Regions from separate parts of the Mus musculus genome. Here regions 1 and 3 are each linked to region 2. Evidence: chromatin loops called from intact Hi-C (ENCODE). Cell type or tissue: gastrocnemius. All regions are shown on one strand.

The links. A loop is a pair of places that touch in the nucleus more often than their neighbours do. Peaks named below come from ENCODE experiments on the same cell type or tissue, not always from the same donor. Only the 100,000 strongest peaks of a DNase experiment are listed, where the experiment ranks them.
Region 1: a loop joins it to region 2, with 10 times the contacts of the local background. A loop is called at or near these places in 36 of 42 quality-filtered maps.
Region 3: a loop joins it to region 2, with 2.9 times the contacts of the local background. A loop is called at or near these places in 10 of 42 quality-filtered maps.

Annotation. Positions count from the first base shown.
Region 1 is chr10:77,280,303-77,285,302 of GRCm38, forward strand. No RefSeq gene overlaps it. Among named protein-coding and RNA genes, the nearest start is that of Pofut2, 24 kb to the left of the region's middle. In gastrocnemius, CTCF peaks have their summits at 1,967 (motif pointing right) and 2,703 (motif pointing right); a DNase peak (open chromatin) is centred at 2,723.
Region 2 is chr10:77,507,758-77,512,757 of GRCm38, forward strand. The region is part of intron 2 of Fam207a (family with sequence similarity 207, member A); the gene reads right to left. Among named protein-coding and RNA genes, the nearest start is that of Fam207a, 5.6 kb to the right of the region's middle. In gastrocnemius, a CTCF peak has its summit at 2,089 (motif pointing left); DNase peaks (open chromatin) are centred at 2,091 and 2,679; H3K27ac peaks cover 2,138 bases.
Region 3 is chr10:77,877,340-77,882,339 of GRCm38, forward strand. Tspear (thrombospondin type laminin G domain and EAR repeats) reads left to right here. Exons shown (of 12, transcript NM_001287074.1): 10 at 3,723-3,910. Among named protein-coding and RNA genes, the nearest start is that of 1700009J07Rik, 14 kb to the right of the region's middle. In gastrocnemius, a CTCF peak has its summit at 1,890 (motif pointing left); a DNase peak (open chromatin) is centred at 1,867.

The sequences.
Region 1 (5,000 bases), 230 kb before region 2:
CGACCTTGCGAGTCACATCTGGAGTTCACAGAGCCCTCCACAGAAGGACACACGGACGCCACAGCCTGATGTAACGTTGGATGAGACAGGCTTTTGTAAAGGACTACTCAGAGCACCGGGCATACAGAAGAACACAATATGCTCATCATTGTCTCCACCCCACACCCCTCTCCCCTGAGCCCCCAAGCTCGGCGTTCCCCCCACCCCATGGAATCATCGACAGTCACACACTGAGGTAGCCCTGCCTGCATCATTTAGGAAGACCCATATGAATGTTCACAACAGGGAAGGAGGAAGGTAGACATGTGTGGAAGGCATCTCAGAACCTCCTGTGGAGGCTGAGGTAGAACTTGGGCATCAATGCACAGAGAAAAAAGTGAAGGATTGGTGATACTGGTTTGGGGACAAACCTGGGCCTGGTGCCCTTAGGATACATTTACCATCCAACACAGACCTTAACATGGGCTCCACTGAGTTCTTCCCTGGGAACTCAATCCTCTCCCTGATACTAAAGCTCTACATCCCTGTATAAGCTGGCTTTGTTCTGGGGTGTTGAGGGCTGGGGGTAGAGAATGGTGTGGGCAAGAGTTAGAGAAGATGTAGATAGGGTGGCTCACCCTCATCCAAACCTAACACCTTAACTGTCACCCAAGTGTCCATAGTCTATAACAACACTGACCCCCTGCCCCTAGCAGCAAAGGCCACCTTCCACCCTCATCTGCACAAATCTTGCATACCTCACAGCTCCCTAGCTTGGACATGCTGTGGGCCACCAGGCACTTGGCCTGGGAGGTCAGGTGCCTCTCTTGTCTGACCTGGGTACCTTGGTGCAGCCAGGGAAAGCCCAGATGCTCTTTTAGCCACCTGAGTACCCAAGGGAGATACAACCCTCCATCAGAGGATGTAAGACCCAGAGCACTGTTGAAGAGCCAGAGGTACGTCTGGGTACGTCTGGGGCAATCAACTCTGTGAGGGGCAAACTTGACAGACTCCTCCTCCTCCTCCTCCTCCTTCTCCTCCTCCTCCTCCTCCTCCTCCTCCTCCTCCTCCTCCTCCTCCTCCTCCTCCTCCTCCTCCTTCTTCTTCTTCTTCTCTCTCTCTCTCTCTCTCTCTCTCTCTCTCTCTCTCTCTCTCTCTCAGACTCCGTAGAGAGCCATTTCTCCTTGTAGTCTGTCCGGAGAGGATAGGGAGAAGGGCTAGTTGGTGACAGTTCTACTAAAACCATTGTCATCTAAGGTCCTCTGAGAAGGGACAGTAATGGATTCACTTTGAAGGAGGACCTGTTCTCAGTAGCAAACAAATAGCTTTATAATGAGGCTCTAGGAATTAAGACCACTTCATGAACTATCAAACCAGTAAAAGCATTTACTGAGCTACAAAGTGTGACTCCCAGAACCCACAGTAAGGTGGAAAGGAAAAAACTAACCTAACAAGGTTGTCCTGAGTCCCGCATGGACAGGCTGTGACATGTGTCCAAATACACACAGGCACACACAGATTCATGCACACACACACACACACACACACACACACACACACACACAACACAATTTGAAAATTAGAAAAATGATTTTGTAGAAAAACTTAACAGGGTTTAAGACAAAGGTTTTTAGGCTTTTCATCCTCCAGGCATGTTTTTGGTGTCTGGCTGCAGAGTCTGTCACATAGGATGGTATCCGCTCTATCTGGTATACAGAGTTAATATTTACTTAAAGATTTACAGATAAGACTATGTGCTAAGTGCACGTGCATGCTGAATTCCAAAGAGTTTAAGTATTAAGACATTACTAGAATTTTGAATTTCAAAAAAAATTAATTTTTTTCCATATCCTAAGCTTTAATAGGTAAAAAGAACTAACAGCTAATAGAACTAAAAGTGCTAACAGGAAAGTTTATGATTCCTAGGAAATTTTTTAAAATGTAAGCTTTATTTATTTATTATGTATAGTGCTCTACCTGCATGTATGCCTGCAGGCCAGAAGAGGGCACCAGATCCCGTTACAGATGGTTGTGAGCTACCATGTGGTTGCTGGGAATTGAACTCAGGACCTCTGGAAGAGCAGCCAGTGCTCTTAACCCCTGAGCCATCTCTCCAGCCCAGGGTACTCTATATCAGTCTATGGATTGTGCTTTTGTTATAAGTAAAGCTATAAGCAAAGTTATGAATGTTCTAAACCATTACCTGTTTATAACCATAGAACAAGATATGTATGTTTTAAGCTGATTATACCAAAAAAGATACTTATAGGATTTCCCAAGATCAAAATTTAGTGCACAGGTCTTCTCTGTCTTCATGTGAATGCATGTTTTGCCTGCATGTATGTATGTGCACCATGTATGAGCCTGCTATGTACAGCAGCCAGAAGACGGTGTCGGAGCCCCTGGAACTGGAGTTACAGATGATTGTGAACCACTGTGTACTGGGAACTGGACCTGGGTCCTCTGCAGGAGCTGCAAATGCTCCTGATTATCAGCTGAGTCATCTCTCCACCTCCTCTACACTCAGAGTTGGTAGAGGGGGTATTTTTACACTGCCTTTCCTCCCTAGATGTCACCAAACTGGCCCAGGTCATGCCATCCCATTGCCACAGAGTAAGTAATCAGTAATGCTGTCAGGAAAAGCGCAAGATCTGAACACCCTACCAAAATCAAGAACTAGAGTCCCAAGGATCGTGGAGGTGCTTGTGCATGTTACTATCCCTCCACTAGGTGGCGCTGTTGCTTACCTTTCTGCCTCGATTCCCCTGCTCTTGGTCTTGGTAGGCACAGGAGAGTGGTTCCTTTTCTGAACTCATGTTCCTGGACTCCACATATCAATCAAATAACAGACAACTAGGAGACAGTGTTCCAACGCACTGGGCGAGAAATGGATGGGGGAGATTCTGCTGGGGGTTTAGTGTTTAGAATCTCAACAGGAAATTGTACCTTGGGAATGAATATGGTGACCCCGACCCCTGAAAAAATTTGCCTCTGGGTATGGTAATCTGTCCCCATGGTCTTCTGTGCACATGCACGCTTTCTGGCTTCTGTTTCAACTTTTCTGAAGTTGTAATACTGTTGTAGGCAAGGCAGAAACAAACTGGGAATTTCTTCCCTGAGTTTTGCCAAACTATAGATAAATTCACTCATATATATATGTATATATACACACGCACACACATACACACACATATATATAAATTCACTCATATATATAGTTTCTCTCCCTGTGGCCAGCACAACCAAGCTATATGGTCAGGGGCTTGTGCGCTTCACCTAGTTCTGGAATCCCAAGGACCGTCCTGCTGTTCCCATGGTTTTTGTGTTGCTGGAAATATCATGGTGATGCAGTGTGCAGCCTTTTGAGACCAGCCTGTCACTTGAGGCTCTTCCTCACCTTCTCAGGACTTGAAAGCTTGTGTCTTTCACCACTAATTCATGTCCTTTCGCCTGGATGCATTAACGTATACATCCATTTGTCTACTGAAGGGCTTGTTGGCCCCTTCAGTTTGGGGCAATTATAAATAAAGCTGCTGTTGTTACCAGAATTTACCATTTCTACTGCTTGGCACTCTGCCCAAAGCCAGGGAGACAGTAACATAACTAAGTGAGAGGAAGTAAATTCGAGGCCAATGAAAGGGCAAAGGAAAACATTTTCCCTCTCACATCTCCACCTGAGGGGCACTGCTCAGGTCTCCCCTTCTTCCGTGTGGGTTCCTGAGATCAACTCAGGTCTAAAGTCATCCCAGAACCAAGATCTAAGTTTTCTCCTGTTCCCCCTACCTCAGGAGTTCAGTACTTTTATGGTTTATGTCTAGATTCTGTTTTATATGTGGGTGTCCAGTTGCTTCTGCACCATTTGTTATTTTGTGTTAGCAACCTTTGTTCCTTTGTCAAAGAGCAGCTGAGGACGATCAGTTAGCAACAGGGCTCTGTGTTCTTCCACTGATTGTTTCTCTTTCGCATATGTCACCATGGCCACCTGTACTTGCTTTAACAGGGCCCTCCATCTCTTCTCCTATGCAGTGCCTGCCTCCTGGGATTCTCAGGCATTTCCATTCAGAGTGAGAGGCCCTGGTTGTGAGCACCTGGCAGCAAAGGCACACACAGCCCTGTTCCTCCAGGCAGGCAGGCAGGCAGGCACTCAGCATGTCCCTCAGCTCTGAAAATATTTCTTGCTACTGCTGTTTCTCTCACTGAGACAGGAGGAGACCACCACAAGTCCACACTGGCCCTTTGACCTGTTTTCCAACTAAAAGCAAGCATTGGATAGCTTTGTCATCAAACACCAAGTCAGACTCCAAGGCCAGAATATTCATAGACTAGTCCCTTTCAAGACACCACACGAGTAACAAAGCCAACTGAGAGTCATTACTGCAGAAGGAAAGTAATTAAGCAGGCTTTACCTGCTCATGGCTGACCTCAGCATTTTGGAGGCCACGGGGCTGAGCCATGTATTGTGTGCTTCCTAGTAACTCTAACAGATCCTGACACAGGTTAACAGTTGCTTAGGTACTCTGCAGAACATTGAAGGCTGTGCAGAGAATTGAAGGCTGCTTTTGAGGGGGTGGGGGAAAGCTGTAACTATCTGATAGTGATTAGTATGGAATAAAAGGCATATTGTCTGTCCCCTCTGCTGTCCTAACGCAGGCCAGCCGCTACTCAGTTTTTCACGTAAACTTATCACTGGAGGAGTGTTTTGATGAAGACTAACATGCAATGAGCTTGGCTGGTTGCCTGTAAAAGCGAATGTTTCTTCTACCCTGCCATATACTCCGAAGCTCTAGCACTCACAGTCCCTCTGTCTTATTCTAAGACTCAGACTTGAAGCCGGAGCATTTCTGAAGATAAAGCTCAACAGTCCCCAGGCAAACATGAGGACATACAAGGAAAATATCTTTGGAGACCATGCCCAGGGACAAGTATGAAAACCCCAGTTCACTCCAGGTGATTGGATAACTTCCAGCTGTTCCCTCTGCTGAGTAGAACGGCCAGATGTCATCTTATATCCGTTGGTACCC
Region 2 (5,000 bases):
AGGATGAGCAAAATGTTTAAAATAAAATTTGCAACAAAGTGAGACCTAAACCAACCACCATGGACCAGGCTGAAAGCAAGACTACTGGACAGACAGGAAGGGTGAGAACAGCAGTGACCTCAGTCCTGCATCAGGATTTCCCAGTGCCAGAGAGAGATGGAGATGTAACCAGCAGCCCTCCCAGGATGCTCAATAGTCACAGCGCGGAGGGAGAGGGGCAAGCATTCTGTGTTGGTCAGCTTTCTAGTACTGTGACAAAATAGCTCAGATAAGCAGCACTGGAAAAGCCGTGTGCACCCGGGTGAGAGAATGGGTTTCAGAATAAAAGGCAGTGGGCTGGAGAGCTTGGGCAGTATTAGTGCTCAAGCCTGACAGTGTTTGAACCCTGCACCAGCAGACAGCAACAGTCAACTCTCTCACACTGCTGTGTGACCTCGAAACACATGAGGCTTGCTCTTGTGCACATACACATATATGCACTACACACACAGACTAGTAATAAGACATGCAGTTAAACTGTAAAAAGGAGGAAGGGCTAGGTATCTGTGAGGGATTGTCTAATGAGGCTAAATGAGGTGGGAGGAATTACCCTAAATACAGGCAGAGCCTTCCACCCATGGCCTGGAGCCCTGGACTGCAGAAAAGGAGAGAGTGAGTTGAACACAGTATCCATTGCTCTCTGCCTCCTGACTGTGGACAGGGGCAGTGGCTCAGGAAGGCATCTGGGTACCAACGGGCCAGGAAAACCGTACAATGTCCCTGGGGTTGCCAAGACCCTCCCCCCCCCCAAAAAATGGCACCTCCTTGAAGCTACCTATCGTCAGGTGAGGTGGCCTGGGATACAGCACAGAGACAATTCTCTGAGTACCCAAAGGCTGAAGGACCAGGTGGGTCCTGAAATCAAATGGGCATGCGGCTCTGAACAATGGAGCATGCAGTAGGCCCCACGTGATGTCACACACAGGACCCACACTAGACCAGGCTTAGCAGGTCACCAAGGCAGGGTCAGGTGTCCCTGCTGATGCTTATCCCTTTTCATACAACTCCAAGTAGAGGCAGGGCCCTAATGGTCAAGCCTCTGCTACAGGGCTGGCTTTGTACTTACAGAGCTAAGGCCAGGCCTCTAGCAGGACACGGAGAAGGAGCCGTATCCAAGTATCCTCAAGACTCAGCATGCCAGGACCCCAAGAGCCCTATACACCAGGTCCAATCTCCTGGGGCCTAGAGATAATAGTCCCACAAGAGTTCTGGGCCGGACCACCAGCACAGAAGGGCAATTCCTGCTGGGTAGAGGTGGGCACTCAACATGGTCCACTCACTGCAGAGCACAGGAGGCACACAGGCAGTGTGGTTGGCTGGTGAGCCCACACACATATTCTACTACATGTTCTGCTACTGCGTGTTTAAACTGTTTATATGGCCTTAAAACAGGCAGCTTTAGCCTGATGAAAGTGTGGCCCGTTCTGCTATTTGGAACATGTCCCTGTCCCAATTACAGATGCAGCCTTGTTTCCTTACTAACTTAGGCCAGCTGTTAAGCTCAAGCTCTGGAAAGAGAATCTGATAGGTCATGGCACCTTATATACTAAAGCTGCAGGAAGGACAGAACCAGGCCCCGGCTGGCTCCCGGCTGGCACATACAATCACTTCCGCATCACACTCCACAACTAGGTAACTGAGGACCCAAGGAATGTCACTGGAAGGGACACACAGAAAGAGTTACTGGACCGTGTTTGTCAACATGGTGTTTGGCATCTCTACAAGATTTGTCCACCAGTATGTCAGCCTAGCACCCCACAGCTCAGCAGCCAGCACACACACAACACGGCAGCCAAGGTCAACTCATGCTGTGACTTGCTCCTAGAGCTTGTTCCCGTGACTCCCTGCTCTGTGCAAAGGCTAAGCCTGGGAGTGGAATAGAGACGGTGATGCACATCCTACTGGCTGCCATAGCTCTGACTTCACAGCAGTCTTCTAAACAATTCCTAAAGAAACTCCTCCTCTGAGGGTTCCACACACAGAAGGAAGTCGCTTGCTGAGGTCCCCTGCCCCAGGACCTAGGAAGGAAATGAGGTTCTGCTGCCCTCTGCTGGCCAGAGTCACAGAGGCCTGCTGCTCATAGGAGGGGGAGCCTGAAAACGCACATTCACACTCTGCTAAGCACAGGGGAGGTCAGGGTCTGAAAAGATACAACCAACCAATGGGGCAGGAGCCTGTCATGATGCCTGAGGAGACCATGGAGTGCACTCTGGGTTTCCTGGGGCCACCTCACCCTGCCTAGGGCTCTTAATGACCTCTTTCCCCCACGCCTCCCAGTGGCCTTTGCCCCATGATCGAGAGCGACTGGTGGGGTGGTTTCCGTGCTTCTCACAGCCTCCCCCACCTGGCTCTGCTCTCCTCCTCTGCAGGACTTGCCTCAGCCTGCCCACGGCTCGGAGCTAGAGTCCAGATGATAATCTGGAAAACGGATTGGTTTGTTTTCTGCGGTCTTCTAGTGTGCGGGCACAGAGAACTGGAAATAAAATCTAAATGTGTGCTTGCAGACTTTCTTCTCTGAACAGCACACGGTCACGTTCTAGCTTCGTGCCCAAGGTCAGCAAAGGCGGCCCCAGACAGCATACTGTGACCATCTGCCAGGCAGCAGCACGACCAGGCTCACTGTACCAGCTCAAGCCTTCTGCACACCAGGTAACACACCACGTGCAGGATGGGGGTGGGAGAAAGACTGCTTCATGCTGTCTGCCACAACTCCTTCCACACCGGCCAAATGAGCAGGCAGGGGAACCACAGGCCACTTCACGGGAGGATTGCACAGGCAAGACCCTCTATCCCATAGGACAAAGCTGAGTTTATTGGCCGGGGACAGGGTATCTCCAGACCAGCCTCACTCCTTTTCCCAGGGCAAGAGGTGAGGACACATAAGTCAGAAGCCCCACAGCACAGCTGCAGAGCCCAGCACCTCCCAGGCAGAGATCTTGTCTGCCACAGGAAGATAAGCTCAGGGAAGCAGGAAGGGGGCTGGTCCCCAAGGTACCAACAGAAAGATGAGAGCTGCCACCAGCAAAGCACTCACAGGGACACTGGCCATGCCACCTCCTGGGGCTACAAGCCTGTACATGGTATGGCAGCCCGTGTGTACATAAGACGGTCATGGCGATGTCTAGTCTCTTCAGGACCATTCATTGCACTTAGAGCTACCTCAGTTCCTGGGCTAAGTGTCGAGTTGTTTCTGAGACAGGGGCAAGAGGCACTGCAGTGACCCATACATAAAGCACCCACAGGCAGTGCGTGCGCCCCTGAAACCAGCAGGTCACTGAGATGACTATGGAGCTGTGTACGAAGTCCTCAGTAAATGTGTATTGTCCACATGGTGGGCATCGGGGACCCCAAGGCCTCAGACCCACAGAAACAGCAAAGGCTTCTGGTCCAAGTACAGTGCTTACCACTGATCAGTGAGTACAGAAACCACCAACTACACCTTCAGCCTTGCAGATGACTGCAGCGTGAGACTGCTGCCCTACAGAGAGCCCTTGGTCTGGCTATTTGGTGCTTGACACAAGCTAGACTCATCAGAGGAGCCTCCAATGAGAATATGCTTCCATAAGACAAGGCTGTAGGCAATGCTGTACAGGACTTTCTTAAACAGTGATCAATGTGGGAGGGCCCAGCCCACTGTGGGTGGTGCCATCCCTGGGCAGGTGGTCCTAAGATCTATAAGAAAGCAGGCTGAGCAAACCATGGGTAGGTCATGGTGTTTCGTCACATCAGTAGAAACCCTACGACACCCTGAGTTCCCAGACTGCCTACGTGTCCTCCATCAGAGAGAACACAGCCTGCCAGAGGCTTTCTTGTCCGTGTGTCTGTCCTTTCTTCTGCATTGCCCCGGTCAGGTTTGAGCACCAAGTCATGCCCGATGCAGCGAGAGACTGAATCAAGGACTCAGCTCCCTTTGTGACCACTCTGACACAAGTCAGGTGTCCCTCCACCTGCCTGGCTCAGAGACTAAGCTGACCACGAACAGAAGTAGCCAGTACCAAGAACACAGAAGGTACCAGGCAGCCAGAAGAATCATGCGGAGAGGGGTCTGAGAGAGTGGTCTGAGATGCGGACCCGGAACCCTGGGAGACGAAGGCTTTGACCGTCTCAGCCAAGTCAGAGTATGATAAAGGACTCGGGTTTTCCAACCGCAAGTCCCTCCCTACACATGGGGCTCTCCCCAAAGGATCTTGCAGGCATTGTTACGTCCAACAAGCAGCTGATCTTTTATGCTAGTGGGCAGAAGAAGAGGCAGGTCTATCCTACTTCGTCAGGACATTCTGTGAGGTCTAACAGTCACCTATGTCTAGCTTAAAGTTAACTGAGGACAGATATGTGGGACTCAAGGTTAGAATAACAACTGGAGAGACAGCCAGTCAGAGGGCCACCAAGAAGTTGAGGGCTGATTAGGGGATAGGTGATACATACACCAGGAAGAGTCCCTGGATGTCTCAAGACCACCCCTAAGGGACTAAAGTTGGCTGTAGACTGGACGAGTCCTACATCAGGATCACCTTTCTCCTGCGACACCCTGTGCCCAAACACATGAGGTATCACGGGCATGGAGAACCAGGGCTACGCTCTGGCCAGAGCTATACATGGTCCAAGCCAAGGAGCCATTCCCATGTCCCCCAAACCCATCTCTGCCACACACTAAGACTGCAGTCCCTAAGACCCTCTCAAAGACGCAGGCCGTGGGAAATACATGCCACTAAGGAGATCAAAGGCCGCTCTATAAAGGTTCCCTGAATCAGATGTGATTTGTCCCTTATTTAAGGTTTTATGCATATATATGGGTATACAAATTTTTAAAACATTTTCTGAAGGATTCAATCAGGTACAGTTTTCAAGCTCTCTCTAGATAACTGTTACATTAACCCTTTTGAGGAAGCGTTGCTATCAAGTTGGGGCAGGTCAAAGGGTGACAGGTGGCTCCAGGATCATCCAAACAACCGGGCCTGACA
Region 3 (5,000 bases), 370 kb after region 2:
CCTAATGGGAGCTGTGGGATGCCAGGTGTTCCTGGCAGCAGCTCCTGGAAGTGCCATTATCCTGCCAAGGTACTCTGGTGGCACACACCCAAATGCTTGGACAGCAGGCAGCTCTCTGGGGGGAATTCCTCTAAGAGAGAGGGAAGGCATTCTAGCCCAGAGGGTATCTGACTGTCTGGGCTCCAGCACCAGGAGCAATCTAAGCTACAGCGCCCGATCTAGCCTGTGGCTGCCCTTTCACCTTTGAGTGGGAGGGGCTTGTAGTGGGGGTAGTGAGAACTTGGGGCCTGGAGGGGGTGGTCTGGTAGCTGGCCCTGGGAATCCTTGCAGCCAGTGACTAGTTAGCTGTGAGCCAGCCACCTGGCCAGCTAAGGGTTCCGAGATTGAGTTGACTGGGTCCCTGCAGGTCTCCACCAGTCCCTGTCAGACACTCCCAAGGAACCATGGACAACGTGAATCTTAGATAAATGAAAAGAAATTTTTTATAGGATTATATCCCAACTATTGTGAGGGATAAAGGGAGAATAGAATATCATTTCTCAAGTACTTGATATTGGGGGTTACCCACATTTTCTAAGTCAGCACCCTGGCCCTGGCCCACCTGGCTCAAAGAGAGGACAGGAGCTTGAGCTGCCTCTGAGCCCCACCTACCTGAGCACACAGCAGGCTTTGTGTCTCTCTTAGGGACACAGCAGGCTCTCCAAGAGGTGACTGAAGCCCCTGACCCAGCACCTGCCCAGTGGGGTGAGCCTCACATACCCCATGAGGAAGGACTCCTGACATACATTAGCTTCTGCCCTTTCTGTGCCCCAAAGCTGTCTCTGTCTCCCCATGGGCTCTCCATAGTGGCTTCCTTCACCTCTGCTCCCCACATGCTCCTGGTGTCCCTTTAGTTTTGCTTTCCTGAAACCCTTTCCGGCCTTCCCACCCACTGACTCCCTCTTCTTCCCCTACACTTCGGCCACTCTTCTGCACTGCCAAAGCTCCACCCCCAGCTCTGGGCTTCTGAGTGGCAGGAAAGACACTTAGCTGCTCCCTGGGGCTGGCCTGGCCCCAGCAGGAAGGTGACACCTCTCACACAGGTCCAGGAGAGCCTCCTGCTACCTTGGGGTGGCACAGAACAGCCATGACCAGGACTTCCTGTGCAACCTTCAGGCCCCATTACTGCAGGTGAGCAGACAGCAAGCAGTTCAGAGCTGAAAAGGAAGCCTTGGTGATCCTGAGGGAGATGCATACTGCATGGGTGTGTATATACATTCACACAGGCACCTGCCTATACACATGTTCAGACACACACTTTCAGGTGTGCGCATACATTTGTGTCTGTGCACACAGACATTGTGTATGTGTCATACACGTGTGTGGACATATTCCTGTGTATGTGCACACACAGATTCCTGTGCATATACATACATGTACACATGTGCTGTGAGCATGAGAGTGCACCTGTGTGTTTGTGAGTGTGTATGCCTGCAGGGATGTAACATGTATGTCATCGGCAGGGACTATTTTCTCAGCACTTAACTTACAAGAAACAATATGGTGGCATTCAGGGCACTACCTGTGTTCTGCCCTGCTTGGGTGGGGGTCTGGCAGTCTGAAGGTGCTGCGGGTTAACTGGAGTAGTCCTGGGACTGGTCCCAACAGTTGGACACAGCCCTGTGAGAAGGTAGGCTGATCCAGAAAGTCTCCGCCCTGCCCCAGGCTTTGTGACCCAGGGCTCCTGGACCTCTTGTCCTCCAGAGTCTCATCCCTCAGGTGAATCTTATGCCTCGCAGGCGTCTCAAGCTCATTCTGGATCAGTCTCCCAGCTGCCTCCTCTTTGGATTCCCAGCTGGTTCTTGCCCCACTACCTGGGCAGCTGAGCTCAGCGGGTATTGGCGCCCTCTGTTGTCTGTGGAGAGAATGCTGTTACGTTCTGCTGGCCTGCCAGACTGTGAACATCCAAGGAATAAGGCCTCTTGGGTAGTGTGCAGACAAGGAGTTAACTGACCTATACTGAGGGCAGGTTTAATAATAATAATAATAATAATAATAACAATAATAATAATAATAACCTCCAGAGGAAGGCTGTGAAGATGATTCAGTAGGTAAAGTGCTTATCTACCAATTGGTCCCTAGAACCCTGGTTAAAAAGTTAGGAGTAAGCAGGCCAGCGGTGGCGCGTGCCTTTCATCCCAGCACTGGGAGGCAGAGGCAGAGGGATCTCTGAGTTTGAGGACATCCTGGTCTGCAGAGTGAGTTCCAGGACAGCCAGGGCTACATAGAGAAACCCTGTCTTGAAAACAATAACAACAACAGTTAGGCATGTAGTAAGTAAACAAATGCTTGTAATCTTAAATTCTAGAGAGACAGAGAAGAGCGATCTCTGGGGCTGACCGATAGCTTAATTGATGAACCCCAAGTCCTACAGAGAGATCCTCTCTCAGAAAATAACAAAGCAAATGGTTACTGGGTGATACTACTTGAGGTCGACCTCTGACCTCCACACACACGTGCACACATATGTATGTATACCTGCACATATGAACACACACATGGAAATCCCAGAGCCATTTCCTACACTGGCTGTGCAAGATGCCCTTCAAGCAGGAGACTTCTCTGCTCAGTTGAAGCAAGGGCATGTGACTGACTTGTCTGGAGCACAATCTACAGCATGGCTCACTCTGTACCCAGCTAGGACAACCTGGATCAGCCCCAGGATAGCCTGCCTTGCTCAGAGAAGCAGCTGCTGGCTGTGTGGCTTGAACATTCCTGTCCTGGGTTCAGGTCCCCATTGTTCACTGAGAATCCCAACAGATGCTGGCCCAAGGTGTTATCCTGAGACATAGGGGAATCACCTAATGAACATTCCAGCAGGAATCAACTGTACCCAAATGCAGGGTTCACCCCTGTCCCCATAGGACTTGTGTCACTGGCTAGTAGACATGATGATTCCTTATAGCAGTTGCATGTGCTGTTTTCACCCTCAGAGGAGAGTTGAGCTTCTAACAATTAGCTGTTGGTCCCATTGGCCTCTGGAAGTTAGGTTCTAGCTTTTGCTTTGCTGTGTCTATATTCTGCTTTTAGTTCCAAGCCTGAGTTCTGTGCCCTCCACCTTCCTCGCTCCTGGGCAGCCTTTCTGTTGAGGCCCTGAGACCATACGGTGGCAGCCTCGGCTCTCAGATGGACAGTAGTTCCTGATCTAGCTCTTCCTCTTGCCACAGGCTCCACCCCTCACCTCCACAAGGCAGCTTCTTCTCTTTGTGTAGCTCAGGGCAGAAGATATAGACTTGAGCAGGAGCTAAGACTGCAGAGCCCCTGGCTGTGGCTTGGGGTTCCTGACCACTGGTAGAGCACTATCCTCAACCTTAGACCCCCATACAGGCTAGCATGTTCCTCCCTATGTCCTGGCCTCCTGTCCCTCTGTCTTCTTAGGTAGTCACATACTTACTAGGGCTTTCCTAGTGACATTCCCTCTTGCTCAGGGCCTCCTCCTGGACCAGGATTGTGAATGTCTCCAGCCCACTCCTTCCACCACCTCACACCTCATGGGACTGAGTGACCTTTGGAGCAAACAGGCAGAGGAACTCTGTTTTGGAGTCTTGGTAAAAGGATGGCAGCCAGGTGGCTTCGGTGGAAGAGCTGGCTCTAGGTCACCGGGCATAGTGGTGATGATATTAGTGGCTTGGGATGGGAGCCATCCTCACCGGGCCTCCTCCACCGCTTTTCATTTGCTCCAGACATTCGGCGCCGCAGACTGGGAGGTCTTCCACATTGGCGAGAGGATCTTCCTTGCAGTGGCAAACAGTCACAGCTACGATGTGCAGATGCAGGCACAAAATGACTCCTATGTCCTCAGCTCTGTTATCTACGAGCTGAACATCACCGCTCAGACCTTTGTCAAGTTCCAGGACATCCCCACCTGCAGGTACCAACCAGGTGGTTGCAAGGGCAGAGTGAGTTGATGGGTGGGTGACACAGGAAAGGCCTGCCGGGGTCATCCCCAACTTCCTCCCAGGACACTTATCCAGAGCAGGTAGACATGATAATGAGGACCATCGCTGTGGCTGGCCCTGTATCTGTGGCTGCTTTCTTCTTTCAAGAAAAGCCTAGGGGCTGGAGAGATGGCTCAGGAGTTAAGAGGACTGACTGCTCTTCCGAAGGTCCTGAGTTCAAATCCCAGCAACCAAATGGTGGCTCACAACCATCCATAATAAGACCTGACACCCTCTTCTGGTGTGTCTGAAGACAGCTACAGTGTACTTACATATAATAAATAAATAAATAAATAAATCTTTTTTTTAAAAGAGAGAAAAGTCTAGCGATGTGAGTTCCCCAAGAGAAGGCCCAGCACCTCCACAAGGAGAAATGGTTTGTCTGTCATGACACACGCATGAGCATCAGGGAGGTCCAGGACCTCAGACAGGTGTCCCCTCCCACCATGCGCTGCTAGATCCTGACCCACCTGCTCTGCAGGGCCACCACCTCAGCACTGAGAAGGCAGAGTTGTCCCCGCCCTCGTGGCGTTCCTCTGGGAGGACTCTCACTACCTCTAAGAAAACCTCAGCTGCAGCTACACTGTCCCGACAGTGACAGCCGAGTCACAGGGTTGAGCTTCAGGCTAGACCCAGTGTGGTTACCAATCTAGAATGCAGCAGGAACTGGGCTCTTTATTCCTTAAGAGCTATTAGAGATATTCGCCACCCCTCCTGAGTGCCAGGTACTCCTCAGCCTGAGAGAGAAAATACTGAGGGAATTTAGACTCTTCCAAGAAAAGACTCTAAGGCCAACAGTCAAGTAAATGTAAGGTTGATAGCTGTCGCATCACAGGTCACACAGGTACTGTGTGTTCATGGGGATGCACGGCTATAAAGATGCAAGGGGGATCATGGCAAGGCAGCACACAGACTTCCTGGCTGTGGTCCAGGAAGGTAAGAAAGGGAGGAAGGGCTTCTACTTGGGCCCACTCTTTGATTGACAGGTACCCACAATGTTTAGTTTTGACAATCTCACATATA